Linked DNA regions of Mus musculus: region 2 is linked to region 1. Evidence: chromatin loops called from intact Hi-C (ENCODE). Cell type or tissue: left cerebral cortex. All regions are shown on one strand.

Region 1 (8,000 bases):
TTGGTGGAGAAATGGAACGAGACCCCATCAAAGGATACACCCTGGACTCAGCTGATGTGGCGTTGTTTTCTTTCTTAATCTAAGGCCCTTGCCTAACTGACCCCACCTATGCTGCGTGTGTTTCACAATACTGACCTTTTGGAAGACAGGCCTGTTGTTTTGAAGGATGCGTCTCAGTTTGGATTTGCCTGTTTCTCCATGACTAGACTTGGGGCAAACACGTTTGAATACTATGTAGGTTGATGCATCTTCAGTAAATATATATAAGATACTGGATTAAACTGGGTAGAAATTTGGGTTTTTCACATTTTGTCAGTTAAACAAATCAGTTATTGAAAAGGTTTTCTTTCTTCATCTCTTTCTCTTCCTTCCTTTCTTTCTGTTTTAGTTTTTTTTTCAAGACTGGTTTCTCTGTGTAGCCCCTGGCTGTCCTGGAACTCACTCTGTAGACCAGGCTGGCCTTGAACTCAGGGATCAGCCTGCCTCTGTGTCCCTAGTGCTGGGAGTAAAGGCATGTGCCACCATGGTCCTCTTAAATGGTTTTCTTAGCTGTCAAATATGGGCACCAATACATATGGTTTCTTTGGGTTGTTGAACTATCACATATAGGCATGTAGAACTGTATTTGAGATTCTCTGTCTCATTCAGGTTTTACATTATATCTTCATGTGCCTCACCGCTGAGTAAAACTCTCATTCCTTATTACTATTTTTTTTAAAAACATGCTTTTTTAAAAAACAAAATAAAGAGAAACCCTGTCTTGAAAAATCAAAACCAACCAACCAACCAACCAGAAAAACCCAAAGAACTTACTTTATACTTCCTGTGCATCAGTGTTTTGCCTGAGTGTGTGTCTGTGTGACGGTGTCAGAGGGTGGAGTTGCAGACAGTTGTGAGCCGCCATGCAGATGTTGAGAGTTGAACCTGGGAAGAGCAGTCAGTGCCCTTAACTGCTGAGCCATCTCTCCAGCCTCCTTATTACTATTTAAAAATTTTTATTTTTATCATATGTATGTGAGTTGGCTAGTTTTATGTCAACTTGATGCAACCTAGAGTTGTCTAAAGGAAGATGGAAACTCAATTGAAAAAATGCCTCCTTAAGTTCCACCTGTAGGGCATTGCCTTAATTAGTTATTGATGGGAGTGTGTTCTACCCATTTTGGGCTGGTGGTCCTGAGTTCTATAAGAAAATAGGCTGAGTAAGACACAAGGAGCAAGTCAGTAAGCAGCACACCTCCATTGGCTCCTGCCTCCAGGCTCCTGCACTGTTTGAATTCTTGTCCTGATTTCCTTAAATGATGAACAGTTATATAAGGAAACGTAAGCCAGATGAAGCTTTTCCTTCCTACATTGCTTTGGCCTTTGTACTGGCTGGTTTTGTGTCACCTTGACCCGGGCTGGATTTATCACCGAGAAAGGAGCTTCAGCTGGAGAAGTGCCGCCATGAGATCCAGCTGTAAGGCATTTTCTCAATTAGTGATCAAGGGGAAAGGCCCCTTGTGGGTGGTGCCAGCTCTGGGCTGGTAGTCTTAGTTCTATAAGAAAGCAAGCTGAGCAAGCCAGGGGAAGCAAGCCAGTAAAGAACATCCCTGCATGGCCTCTGCATCAGCTCCTGCTTCCTGACCTGCTTGAGGTCCAGTCCTGACTTTGGTGATGAACATTGTTGTGGAAGTGTAAGCTAAATAAACCCTTTCCTCCCCACTTTGCTTGTTGGTCATGATGTTTGCGCAGGAATAGAAACCTTGACTAACACAGCCATGCTATTTTATCACAGCAATAGAACCTTAACTAAGACAGTGTGCAAGTGTTTTGCCTGCATATACGTATGTGTCCTAAGTGCGTGCTGGATGGTTGTGGAGGTCAGGTGAGGGCATTGGAGACCCTGGAGCTAGAGTAACAGACAGTTGTAAGCTTCCATGTAAGTACTGGGAACCCAGGCCCTCTGCAAGAGCTTTAAGTATGTTCTTAACCTCTGAACCATCTCTCTACCCCACACCCCAGTTTCTATGTTTACCTACATTTATAGAGGCCTGACACAGTTTCATATTCTTTACCACTTCAGTCTTGTGGGGAATTCATGAGAGGAGACTGCTCAGATAGAGTTTTAATCTGATAGTCTTTATTAGTGAGCCAGTACAACACTAAGTGTTTGGGACCCCAGTGGAGCACTGAGCCTTTTTCAGGGTAAGCTTTTTGAGCACAAAAACCGGGTCCTGGGGTGATATACCTTAGTTCACAAGAGCAATTAGCCAGGAGCACAACCACTGAAGCCAAAAAGCAAGGTTCGTGCATGGAGAGACTTTCCCACAGCTGTGGACTTGGATGGCTTCCGGCTTTGTTTTAGTTTTGGCAGGTGGTGCTGTCTGTGTGCTGTGTTTTCCAGCCTGAGTGGTACTTTCTTTATGGAGTCGGTTGTACTAAGGTCTGGGGGCCTGTTACACCAGCACCTCGTGACAGAGGTGAAAGTCAATAAATACTTGGACACCCTTAAGAGACACGTTGCTAGGGTGTGTGTACTCTGATCAGGATCCAAAGGGAATAAATTAGTAAATAAAAATGAAAAAAAAGAGCGAGAGATATTACTGTTAGTGTCACACAATAAGGTCAGAGAGCAGAAGGTGAAATTATTTAAGGTCACATGGAATATATATAGTCGGTGTTAATGGTCCAACTTTGAACATAGGTTGTACCATGAGGATCCCCAGCCCGAAAGTGGCTGGGGATATAGCTGAGTTGGTAGAGTGTTCCTGATCCCCAATATTTCATAAACCATACCTGGTGGTACATGCCTGTAATCCCTGCCTGTGGAGGGAGCAGATGGAGTATCAGATGCTCAAAGGCACTGGGCACACTAGGTTATAAAGAAGGAAAAAAAAAAAGGTCTTGAAGTTTTGATGAGGATAGGTTGAGGGAGGTGCGAAATGGATAGAATGGGAGTGGGGGGTTAGAGGGTGTCTGTGATCATGACAATAAGAAATAGAATATTCTAAAAACTTGGGGAGAGCTTCAAGGTCGCCTTCATCTACACAATGAGTTAGAGGCCTGCCTGAGATGCAGTAAATCTTGTCTGGAAAAAGAAAAAGAAAAGAAACAGAAAACAAAAAACAAATCGCTTGAAAGCCTCTTTCAAACACTCAGGGGCTTCGTAGATGTTAAGAACTGAAGTGTCAAGGTTGGCAAGACTGGATCCTCTTACATTTATACAGCTGGTATCCAGTTTACTCAGCCTTCAGATGAGTGAATGAAAAAAAGTGTAAGCCAGATGTGGTGGCTTTAATCCCAGCACTTGGGAGCAGAGGCAGGAGGATTTCTGAGTTTGAGGCCAGCCTGGTCTACAGAGTGAGTTCCAGGACAGCCAGGGATACACAGAGAAACCCTGTCTTGAAAAACGGGGTGGGGTGGGGGGGTGGGGAAACGGACGGATGGAGGGACGGGGACAGAATGAAAAAGAAAGGAATGAACAAGAAAAGTGGAAATGAGTCAGGATAAAGTGGGAGTAAATACCTATGTCCTCTATGGGCCTATTTATCTCTACCGGGTCATCTGAAAACCACGTGGTCTATCTAGCCGGTGACCCCGCCCACTTCCAAGCTCCACCCTTCATCTGTTTCCGTACTTGCGCGTTGGCTGAGCTGTTTTGGCCCCGGGGAGGACCCGTAGCCTCAGCCTCGGCTGGCGTCCGTAGCCGGGAAACCCAGAACTCTAGCTTGAGGTCCGCGATGTCGGGTGAAGACGTTCCGCACCGGGCAGAGTCCTCCGAGGCCCGTGCGGCCGCGGTCAGCGACATCCAGGATCTGATGCGACGCAAGGAGGAGATCGAGGCGGAGATCAAGGCTAATTACGACGTCCTGGAGAGCGTGAGTGTGGCGGGGAGGCCTGCGGACGAGGCTCGGGGTCGCTGCCAAGCAGTGTCCTAGAGGGGGTCTTTGCTGCGTGCCACACGCCCCTTTAAGCATTTTTTCTTTACGTGGGATTAATTTTCATTTTCGGAAGCATTAACTTTGCATTTTAAAGTTTTTTGTTTGTTTGTTTTTAACGCAGCCCCTAAGCTGGCTTCGAACTCGTGATCCTCCTGCTTCATCTTTCTGAGTGCGGGAATCGCGGGCCTGTGCAACCATGATATAGGCCTTAGTGAAACTGCCTCGGTCGCAAGGATAGACTATTTGCTGAGGCATAGTGATAATCGCTACTGTCACTTTCTGTAGGTGACATTACCAGGTTTGGCCTCGCCACCCGCTTTTCTTTAGGACTTTATAAATGTCAACTGGGAGAATTAATTGGGCATCTTGTTAAAATGCACGTTGTAGCCAGGGGAGGCATCCCTATTTAAGCCCAGCGTTTAGAGAGTGGAGGCAGGGGGATCAGGACTTGAGGGTTATTCTTGCCTACATAGTAAGCTCGAGGCTGTCCTGGGTTATATTAGACCTTGTCTCAAAAAAAAACCAAAAAAAAAAAAAAAAAAAAAAAACAAAAAAGAAAAGTAAAAATGAAATGCAGACTCTAATTGGGATAGGGAAAAGACTCTGGATTTTAAGAAAACCCTCACCTCTGCTAATTGCTCTTTTAAGTGGAGCCAGATTAAGCACATTGTCTTTACTGTAAAAGGGGAAACAGGGCCAGAGTGGAGCCAATGCTTGCCCAGTTAGGAAGGGGGAATGGTTGGCTCTGTGATCTGTTTACCTCCTAAGCAGATATATTTTTCATAAAACCCCAAGTCAGTGTATAGAGGAAGGGGAGGCTAAATCACACTCATTGCTGGGCACAATGACATCTGGGTGATGGGTGCCAGATGACGGTGTCATATAGAGGTTCTACAGGCCAGGTAGGTGCTGACCATGTGCCTGAAAGGTACTATCTTGTATGTGTGCTGTGCCAGGAAACTGTCACAGCAGTATTGTTAACTTGTGTCCCTGAAGCTCAAAGGGGCGGAGTCAGGGGCTGGAGAGATGGCTCAGTGGTTTAAAGGCACTGGCCATCATAAGGACTGGAGTTGAGATCCAGAATTTACTACTGTGTAAGTTCACACGCCCGTGGAGACGTTTAAACAGACACAAATCTCTTTAAAGAAAAAAAAACACAAAAACCCGTGTGTGTGTGTGTGTGTGTGTGTGTGTGTACACATATATCTGTGTATGTATGGATACACATATATGTGTATATATGTATGTGTATATGTATGTATGTATATGTGTGTGTGTATACACATATATCTGTGTGTGTGTATGAAAGGAGAAGTCACTTGTTTAAAGTCACAGGCCTCCGGCTTGGTAAAGCTTAAAACAGATAAAAAGCAATTTTTTGTTTTGTTTTGTCTTGTTTTTCGAATGAGAGTTTCTTTTTGTAGCTCTGGCTGTCCTGAACTCAGAGATCCACCAGCCTCTGCCTCTCAAGTGCTAGGATTTAAGGCGTGCACTACCATCGGCTGGCAAAAAGCAATTTCTTAAACTGCAGTAACTTGCCTAACTCCAGTAGAATCAGACATCTCACGTATTGTCTTTTGGTATTGGCCTACCCTTTACTATTTAGCTGGGTGTGGTGTTGCATACCTGCAGCCCGAAGCAAGCAAAAGCATGGAGATTGCCACACGTTCAGGGCCAGTCTGTTTTACACAGTGAGCTCTAGGACTATATAGTGGAACAGCAAGACCCTGTCTGAACAAACCAGCGTTTGGGGAGGCTAGGAGTATAGCTCGGTTTGTCGGATGCATACCGCAGAGACCTCAAGACCTGAGTTTGGTCCCTAGAACTCAAGGCTGTTACTGGTCCATGTCTGGGATCCCAACTGGACAGGCAGAGACAGAAGATGCCCGGGTTTATGGGCAGCCAGTCCAGCCTGTTTGATGAGCTGTAGGCTGGTGAGACAGCATGTCTCAAAGGAGGTAGATAGTGTTCCTGAGATGCCCCCTTGAGATTATCCTCTGACTGGCACATGTGTGGCATCTGCATACACACAAACCTATTAGAAACCAAATCAAAAGAGGAAAAACTATAACTATTTTCTCTTAAATATAAGGTAAGAGTGTATGTTAATTGCCTCTGGCTAATTTTTTTTTTTTTTGGTTGCTGAGGGCTTGAATCTTAAAATTTGTCTGCTCTGATTTATTTCATATTATTATTATTATTATTATTATTTTAGGGACAGGCTCCCAGCTGGGTGGTGATGTCTCATTTCTTTATTCTAAGCACTTGGGAGGCAGAGGCAGGTGGATCTCTTGAGTTTGTGGTCAGCCTGGTCTACAGAGTGAGTTCCAGGACAATCAGGGCTACACAGAGAAACCCTGTCTCAAAAAACAAAACAGAAAAAAAAAAAGACAGGCTCTCAGTATGCAGCTTAGACTACATATGTGAAACTCTGTCCCTCCCCCACATAAAAGTAAAAACAGATTATAAATGATAAATTAGATATCACTATTAAAACTCCTATTTCATAATACGTAGTCAAGACTATAAGAAGAGAAGCCACAGGATGGAAGGAAGTGGTTGCACATCCTCTCATAAGCTGGTGTCTGGGATATAGAAAACGGAGCGATAAAACACAGTCATAAATACACAGATAGTGTACTGAGAACAGGGCAGAGGGTCTAAGTGAATGGTCCTTAAATTAAATACATATGATTGATAGAGAAGCTGGTGAACACATTCAGGACATCGGTTAAAAGCTCCACGTGCTCTTGCAGAGGACCTGGGTTCAGTTCCCAGCACTCACACATGCGTGGTAACTGCACTTCCAGGGTACCCGATGCCGCTTCTGACCTCCGCAGGCACCGCACACACATGGTGCACATCTATCCGTAGATCCAAAACACTTGCACACATAGAGGAACTCTTAAAGGCCCAGCATGCTGAACAGCCACAGTGTAGTTAAAATCACAGTGCCATACTCCCTCATACTCACCAGGATGGGGATAACGAGAATATGGGTAATATCTTAAGGAGACTATGGAGAAATTGGAAATACCATACAACTGTAAGATGGTGTAACTGCTGTCCAAAAACAGTTCGGCAGTTTCTCAAAAAGGTAAACATAGAGTTAACATAGAACTCAGAAAATCCATTCCTCATTTGATATTATGATTGTTGCAAATATATCATCCAAAAGTTCATACATAGCTGTAGTGAGAGCTTTGGTTTCTTTGGAAATGCTTGGGTTTTTTTTTTTTTTTTTTTAAGATTTATTTATTTATTATATGTAAGTACACTGTAGCTGTCTCCAGACGCTCCAGAAGAGGGCATCAGATCTCATTATGGATGGTTGTGAGCCTGGGATTTGAACTCAGGACTTTTTGGAAGAGCAGGCAGTGCTCTTAACCGCTGAGCCAGTCTCCAGCCCGGAAATGCTTGTTTTTGTTATAATCCCAAGTGCCCACCACAGCAGCTGATTGTGATTTGCCTTGAACTCCAGCAGGAGCCTGGTTCTGCAAGCTGTAGCTCGATCCTGTGCTTGGGTAGCGTGGAATTGTGGGGGCTTTTTAGAGGATATATAAATGTTAGCGCTCTGAGCCGTGGAGTTGTTGTCGGTTGTTGGGTGGTTGTTGTTGGTTGCTGTTGGTCTAGCTGGTTAAGTAGTCCTATGCAAAGAAGAAGAAATTAGATATCCTGATCAAACTTGCCCCAAGGAACTCAGATGTTCCTAATGAGCAGGAAGTAGTCTAACAATGACATCGCCCCCTTTCCCCTCTACCCTTTCTTCCCTCCTGTCAAGTCTTAGGGGGTTGAAAGGGTGGAAAAAAAAAAAAAAGGGTGGAGAAGGGTGGAAGAAAGAACACAAAATAGCCAAAGTTGGGCTACACACACTGTTTAAAATAGCTAGAAAACAGGAAGCAACTCATATTCTCTAGCTAACAGATAAGTGAAACATAGTCAACCCATACAGTGGGGTTTGAAGGTAACAAGGAGTTGTGAGTTATATATAAATACTTGTTCATGCTATTGGGTAAATAACCCTTGAAAGCATTGTGATAAAGAAGATACAAAACACCTTGTATCGTGTGTGTTATCTCT
Region 2 (8,000 bases), 160 kb before region 1:
CTGGTCTACAGAGTGAGTTCCAGGACAGCCAGGGCTATACAGAGAAACCCTGTCTCAAAACAAACAAACAAACAAACAAAAACAAAACAAAAACAAACAAACAAAAAACCAAAACCAAACCAACCAAACAAACAAAAACCCCAACTACCTTCTAAGCCGGGCATGGTGGCGAATGCCTTTAATCCCAGCACTCGGGAGGCAGAGGCAGGCAGATTTCTGAGTTCGAGGCCAGCCTGGTCTACAAAGCGAGTTCCAGGACAGCCAGGGCTATACAGAGAAACCCTGTCTCAAAAAACAAAAAACAAAAACAACTACCTTCTGGGTTCAATTCCTAGCACCCACATGGTAGCTCACAAATGTCTGTGACTCCTGCTACAAGGCATCTGACACCCAACCTCATACAGACACACCTGCAGTCAAATCACCAATGTACATTAAAAAAAAAGAAAAAAGAAAAAAAAAACCTACCTTAAGGCAGGGTGGTGGTGGTAGTGGTGGTGGTGGCGGTGGTGGTAGTGCACACTTTTAATTTCCAGGAGGCAGAGGCAGGTGGATTTCTGTGAGTTTGAGGCCAGCCATAGTGAGTTCCAGGACAGACAGGGCTACACAAAGAAACCCTGTCTTGAAAAACCAAACCAAACCAAACCAAACCAACAAAACCCCTGCCTTAAAGGCAGAATTATTTTTATGCCACATGAATACTTTTTGATAAAGGTGTTATTCAGATACCCATATATATCTTCAAAGGTGTCATGGCCAGGATGAATAAGGAAAGAATGCTTTCACAGACCAGAAAGGACATGATACCTGATGTCATGTCTGCACCTGGAACAGAAGAGGACACCAGTGGAAAGGAACAGTCACATCTGAGTAAACACCGAGATTTAGTTTATAACAATCTACCAGTGTGATTTTTTTTTCTTTTCTTCTTTGAGACATGGTCCTATATAGTCCAGGCTAGTCACCAACTTGCTGATGTCTGTCCAGATGTTTCTTGGCCCTGGGACATTGTTCCTCCAGGGGCATAATGCCAGACTCCTCTAGAGTGAAGAAGGCTGGAAGATCTAGCCACTAGGTGAGTCAAAGAATTTCTTTATGGCCCGAGCCAAAACAGAAGGACCATGGAAGTTGGGTCTGTATATGATATAGTTAAAAAGTTCTAAATTGCCCGCCCCCCAGGCCTCCGCAGTACAAGCTGTCATGGCGGCCAGGCTGTTAAGCTTGTATGGTCGATGCCTGTCAGCAGCGGGGGTGATGAGAGGGCTCCAGGCTGCCCTCGTTCGCTGGGAGTCCTCCAGGGCTGTAATCGCCCTATCCGGTGTGGAGAAAAAGCGGCAACGAGAACCGACCATGCAGTGGCAGGAGGACCCAGAACCCGAGGACGAAAACGTCTACGCAAAGAACCCTGACTTTCATGGTTATGATAGTGACCCTGTGGTGGACATCTGGAATATGCGAGCTGTCTTCTTCTTTGGTTTTTCCATCGTCCTGGTCTTTGGGACCACCTTCGTGGCTTATGTGCCTGATTATAGGATGCAAGAGTGGGCCCGCCGGGAAGCTGAGAGAGACTTGTGAAATACCGAGAAGTCAATGGCCTTCCCATCATGGAATCCAACTACTTCTATCCCAGCAAGATCCAGTTACCAGAAGATGACTAATGGCTTACCGAGCAGGGCCTAAGAAGCATTACTCATCCGCTGCTTGTTATTTACCTGGTTCCTCAGAACACCTTATTAAAGGAATTGAAAGTAAAAAAAAAAAAAGTTCTAAATTAGCTAGACATTCATGCCTGTGATTCCAGTACTTGGGAGGTGGCAGAAGGCTCAAGAGTTCAATGTTGGAATGGGCTTAGCAGTGCAAGCCTTGAATCCCAGCACTCAGAAGGCAGTGGCAGGCCAATTCTGAGTTTAAAGCTAGCGGTCTATATAGCAAGTTCCATGACAAATAGGACTACATAGTAAAACCAGCAAGCTTGCCTAAAATGGGGCTTTTTTTTTTTTAAGATTTATTTATTTATTTATTATATGTAAGTACACTGTAGCTGTCTTCAGACACTCCAGAAGAGGGCGTCAGATCTTGTTACAGATGGTTGTGAGCCACCATGTGGTTGCTGGGATTTGAACTTCAGACCTTCGGAAGAGCAGTCGGGTGCTCTTACCCACTGAGCCATCTCACCAGCCCAAAATGGGGCTTTTAATTTCAACAAAACTACTGAGTAATTTTGAGGAAAATAATTCCATAAATTTATAAAATAGACCACTTATGTTAAATGAAATTTACCTGATCTTTTTCAGCGTATATGAATGGTCATATATCTTTAACCATTATTATTTTTGGTCCTACTACATTTTGGGGGGGGGTGCATGGTATTTTGAGATAAGGTCTGGGATACCAGGCTTGCCTCCCAACTCACAGAGATCTGTTTGCCTCTGTCTTCTGGATTCTGGAATAAAAGGCACACACCATCATGCTGGACTCAGGCTGTACTTTATTTAACTTTCCCTAGCATGGGGGTATTTGGGATGGTTCTAGTTTGTGTGGCTATAAATATCTTTGCAAAATGGCTTGGTGTTGTCTGTGGCACTATTTTGAGCAAGCACGTTTGTGGAAAGTGGACAAAGTCAGAGTCCCTGGAATTTCAACTTGACCTTGGACAGCTGTGCTCCCCAAAAGGACTCTGAGTGTTTTGCAATGTGAGCTCCTGGGTAAGTTTTATCACCTGGCAAGGCTTAGCCGGAAGCACTACTTGGGAGCCTATAGGATGACAGGATTTTAAGCCCCTCCTCGAGAGAGTTGAAACAGAGTCTGCATTTTAACAAGATTCCCACTAGGGGGGTTCAGGGTACACTAAAAGTTAGAGAAGCCACGGGTTTGTGGACGTTATAGCAGGCGACTATCACACATTACATTCAAGGTCATCCTGGACTACATATACCTTTTATTTATTTATTTATTTATTTATTTATTTATTTATTTATTTATTTATTTATGACAATGCAATGCATTACCATTATTTCGGTATTTATCCACATGTCAACATTCTGTGGTCCTGACCAAAATAGGGAACATGGCAAGAAGGCCAGGCCCACCGATCTGAAAACGCAATGACACCCAGTTCCTCCTGGTCCCTGGAAGCTCCTGGTCCTCTGAGGAGCAGCAGCAATACTGAAACCCAAGTCTGCAGGGACCTGGCCTCATGTCCAGCTGTCAGGCTCCACATCGGACCGGATGAGTGGACTCGGTGATACAAGAGCCCTGTCTAGACCCCTTCGATGTGTAGAATCAGAGCGATTTTGGGAAGAGGAACGGACTCAGAACCTTGCGTGCTTAGGACTCTCCAAATGCCCTTGAAGCAGAACCACCAAGGACCCAAGGTCTGAGCTGCCCTGTGACTGCTCTCTTCACGTGGAGATCTGAGTTCAAAGCACAGAGATTGATGGTGGCGGCAGTGGGGAGGACCCGGTAAGCCCTACCTAGGCTGTTCGCAAATGAACAGATAATCCGGGGCTAGGGGAGGCCAGGTTCTCCCAACTTCATCTGATGTCTTCTTGCCACAGCATGTGTTGGATGGGCAATCAGGGAGTAGAGCAAGGGGAAGCAGCACCCCTTGATAAAGGTGGGAAGATGGGAAGCCCTGAACCTCTCACCTACGGTGGATTTCAGAGTGGGAGGGGTTTACATTTTAAGCTTTGGCCAAGGGTGGAAGTGAATTAGATGGGGCATTACTTAAGACTTAAGAAAGCAGGGGTACAGCCAAACCACCCACAAAGCCCGCAGTTGTCCCAGGGCAGCCACATGAATCCTTTCTATCCATTCTAAGGACTGCCGCACAGTCTAACAGGAGGGTGAGGCAGTTGCAAAGACATTAGGCTTTGTGTCAGCAGCAGGTGATTGTGTGAAGGTCTGTTGACAGCTGTGTTAGCTGTGCCCACCCAGAGGAAACTGATTTCAACACACTTTCTCTCCCTCTCCCCCTTCCCCACCTCTCTCCCTCCCCCTTTCCCCTCTCTTTTTCTTTCTTTCTTTTCTTTTTGTTTTGTTTTGTTTCCAGACATGGTTTCTCTGTGTAGCCCTGGCTGTCCCGGAACTCATTCAGTAGACCAGGCTGGCCTCGAACTCAGAAATCCGACTATCTTTGCCTCTCAAGTGCTGGGATTAAGGCGTGCGCCACCACTGCCTGGCTCTTTCTTTCTCTTAAAAACAAAATCATCCAACCATCTACCTACCCATTCACCCATCTTCCCATCCATGTAGAAGACTGAAGTAGGCAGATCCATGTGAGTTCCAGGGCTGCCTGCTCTGCACGGTTTTGCTTACATGTATGTTTGTGCACCATGTGTGAGCCTGGTGCCCTTAGAGGTCAGCAGAGGGCGTTGGATCCCCTGGATCTGGAGTTATGGATGGTTGTGAGTCCCCGAGGACCATGTGGGTCCTTTGTAAGAACTACAGGTGTCGTAACTGCTGAGCCACCTCTCCAGCCCCTCAACCTATTACTTTTTATTAAAGGATTATTTCTCTTCAATTACTTGGGGTTTTTAAAAAAAATTACATATTTATTTTATGTGTATGAGTTCACTGTAGCTATCTTTAGACACACCAGAAGAGGGCATCAGATCTCATTACGGATGGTTGTGAGCCACCATGTGGCTTCTGGGAATTGAACTCAGGACCTCTGGAAGAGTAGTCAGTGCTCTTACCCGCTGAGCCATCTCTTCAGCTCCCAATTACTTTTTTAAAAATTTATTTAGTGTGTGTGTGTGAACTTACAATACATATGTAGGGGGGGGGATCAGTTCTCTTCCACTTTGTTTTGAGGCAGGGTCTCTCCTTATGCTGTTCCTGCACCATGAATGCTCCAGCCTGTGTCGCCTGAGGGCTTCCAGACTATTCCTTCTCAGCTACCCATCTCATCACCCTAGGAATGCTGGGGTGACTGTGGGTCACTCTAGGCTTTTGTGTGGGTTTGTGGGTTCTGAGAGTTAAATTCAGGTTGTTAAACCTGCTTGGAAAGGACTTCTACCCACTGAGCCATCTCTCCCATCCATCCATCCATCCATCCATCCATCCATCCATCCATCCATCATTTCATCTATCAATCCATCCATCCACCCATTCACCCATATACCCATCCATCAATCCATCATTCCATCCATCCATCCAGCATTCCATCCATCCAGCATTCCACCCATCCATCATTCCATCCATCCATCATTCCATCCATCCATCCATCCATCCACCTATCCATCCATCCATCCATCTCCCCCATCCATCATTCCATCCATTAATCCATCATTCCATCCATCCATCCATCCATCCATCCATCCATCCATCCATCATTCCACCCATCCATCATTCCATCCATCCATCATTCCATCCATCCATCATTCCATCCATCCATCCATCCACCTATCCATCCATCCATCCATCTCCCCCATCCATCATTCCATCTATCCACTCATCTATCTGCAAGTCTCACGATGTACCCAGGTTGGTCTTGAACTTGAGACCCTCCCTCCCCCATCTTAGCCTCTCCAATGCAGGAATTACAGGCGAGTTCCACCATAATCATTTCCTATTCAAATGTTCACTTCCAGCATTAGACCATCTGAAGAAAAAAAACCAATCTTCATATCCTCCAGTGACTTCACATGCCAGGAAGGGACTCACATCACATTCACTTGAAATGCAATAAACAATTTCTGGACTTGTTTACAGTCTCTCTCTCTCTCTCTCGGTTTATTTTTTTAATGTATAGGAATACACCATTTCTCTCTTTGGACACGCCAGAAGAGGGCATCAGACCCCATTGCAGATGGTTGTGAGCCACCATGTGGTTGCTGGCAATTGAATTCAGGACCTCTGGAGGAGCAGTCAGTGCTCTTGACCTTTGAGCCAGCTCTCTGGCCCTATAGCTCCATTTTTAAGAGATTAGTTACTTTTCTACTGCTGTGACAAAACATCACAACCAAGGCAATTTAAGGAATTTCACCAGGCATCTCAGAGTATGTCTTTGATCTCAGCTCTCTGGAGGCAGAAGCAGGCAGATCTCTGTGAGTTCTCAAGGCTAGCCTCTTTCTTCTACAGATCCAGTTCCAGGCCAGCCAGGAATACACAGAGAAACCCTGTCTTAAAATAACAGCAAAACAGGGGCTGGAGAGATGGCTCAGCAGTTAAGAGCACTGACTGCTCTTCTAGGGGTCCTGAGTTCAATCCCCAGCAACCACATGGTGGCTCACAACCATCTGTAATGGGATCTAATGCCCTCTTCTGGTGTGCCTGAAGGGTGCAACAGTATATTCACATATATAAAATAAATAAATCTTTTTTTGTTTGTTTGTTTAGTTTTTTGAGACAGGGTTTCTCTGTGTAGCTCTGGCTGTCCTGGAACTTACTCTGTACATCAGGTTGGCCTCGAACTCAGAAATCCGCCTGCCTCTGTCTCCTTAGTGCTGGGATTAAAGGTGTGCACCACCACTACCTGGCAGAGTATGAGATCCTTACTCTCTTACTTTCTTACTCTCCTACTCTCTTACCCTCTCTGTCCCTTCTCTCCCCCTCCCCCCTCCCCCACATGTTCCTAGTCAGCCTCTACCCTCTTCTCTTCTCTTCTCTTCTCTTCTCTTCTCTTCTCTTCTCTTCTCTTCTCTTCTCTTCTCTTCTCTTCTCTTCTCTTCTCTCTCCCTCCCTTCCTCCCTCTCTCTCTTTCTCTCTTTCTATCTCTCTGACTTTCTCTTTCTCTCTATTCCCTCCTCAACTCCCCTCCCCATGCCCTAAATAGACTCTATTCCATACTAAAACCCAAACCAAAAACAAACAACAAGAAAAAACTGAGTTGCAAGTTAGGAACCAGTTGTAGTATCATGCAGTGTGATTTTTTAAAAAAGATTTATTTATTATATATAAATACACTGTAGCTGACTTCAGATACACCTGAAGAGGGCATTAGACCCCATTGCAGATGGTTCTGAGCCACCATGTGGTTGCTGGGATTTGAACTCAGGACCTTTGGAAGAACAGTCAGTGCTCTTACTTGCTTAGCTATCTCGCCAGCCCCAATTTTTTTTTCTTTTTTCTAAGAGACACGCCTAAACCTCTCCACATCCTAGTTAGAGCACCAAGACAGACCAAAGACAGGATTCCACTCAAGTCTAGCCTGGTGAAGCGGTGACTTTATTGAGGCTGTTCCCAGGAGTATGGGAGAGAGGTGACTTGAGAGCACAGATGACTCTGAGGCAACTGTAGCTCTGAAAGGTCCATCACAGCACAGATAAAGACCCCTATGCATCCCTGCAGCTCCTGCAAGACTGATGGGCAGCTGGGCTACGTGGAAAGCCTCCACTTGCCAGCAGCTATTGCTGTTCTATAACACTGACGAGGGGAGGGTGGTGTCTTGTGAATCTTGTAAATTTCAGGAGCTTCCTGAAGTCTGTAAATGCCTTACAAGTCTCATTTCACGCCAGATAAAACAGCTCCACAAAAACTGGAACATGCTTGTGATCACAGTGGGAGGTGGAGGCAGGAGGATTAGGAGTTCAAAGTCATGCACATTTGAGGCTAGCCTGGGCTACGTGACTCCCTGTCTCAATCCCCTTTCACTCCCTAAAAAATAATCGTATGTGCCTTCGCACTTATGTGAGTTTTTCCCGAGTTCTAAGCGATTGATCTGTGAACCCCAAACATCGGGAGCCTCCACAGTAGATGATTCTTTTTGTTGTTGTTGTTTAGATTTTATTTATTTATTTTATATATATGATGAGCACACTGTACCTGTCTTCAGACACACCAGAAGAAGGCATCAGATCCCATTATGGATGGTTGTGAGCCACCATGTGGTTGCTGGGAATTGAACTCAGGACCTCTGGAAGAACAGTCGGTACTCTATTTTTATTTTTTTAATTTTGGTTTTTCCAGACAGGGTTTCTCTGTGTAGCCCTGGCTGTCCTGGAACTCATTCTGTAGAACAGGCTGGCCCCGAATTCAGAAATCTGCCTGCTTCTGTC

The links. Peaks named below come from ENCODE experiments on the same cell type or tissue, not always from the same donor. Only the 100,000 strongest peaks of a DNase experiment are listed, where the experiment ranks them.
Region 2: a loop joins it to region 1, with 2.3 times the contacts of the local background. A loop is called at or near these places in 2 of 42 quality-filtered maps.

What each region holds. Positions count from the first base shown.
Region 1 is chr5:123,224,588-123,232,587 of GRCm38, forward strand. It overlaps Psmd9 (proteasome (prosome, macropain) 26S subunit, non-ATPase, 9), which reads left to right and starts at 3,603. Exons shown (of 6, transcript NM_026000.2): 1 at 3,603-3,857. The coding sequence starts at 3,720. In left cerebral cortex, no CTCF peak of the experiment used is centred here; a DNase peak (open chromatin) is centred at 3,632; H3K4me3 peaks cover 1,527 bases; H3K27ac peaks cover 622 bases.
Region 2 is chr5:123,065,042-123,073,041 of GRCm38, forward strand. It overlaps the pseudogene Gm6444. Among named protein-coding and RNA genes, the nearest start is that of Tmem120b, 7.2 kb to the right of the region's middle. In left cerebral cortex, CTCF peaks have their summits at 2,830 and 4,590 (motif pointing right); a DNase peak (open chromatin) is centred at 2,771.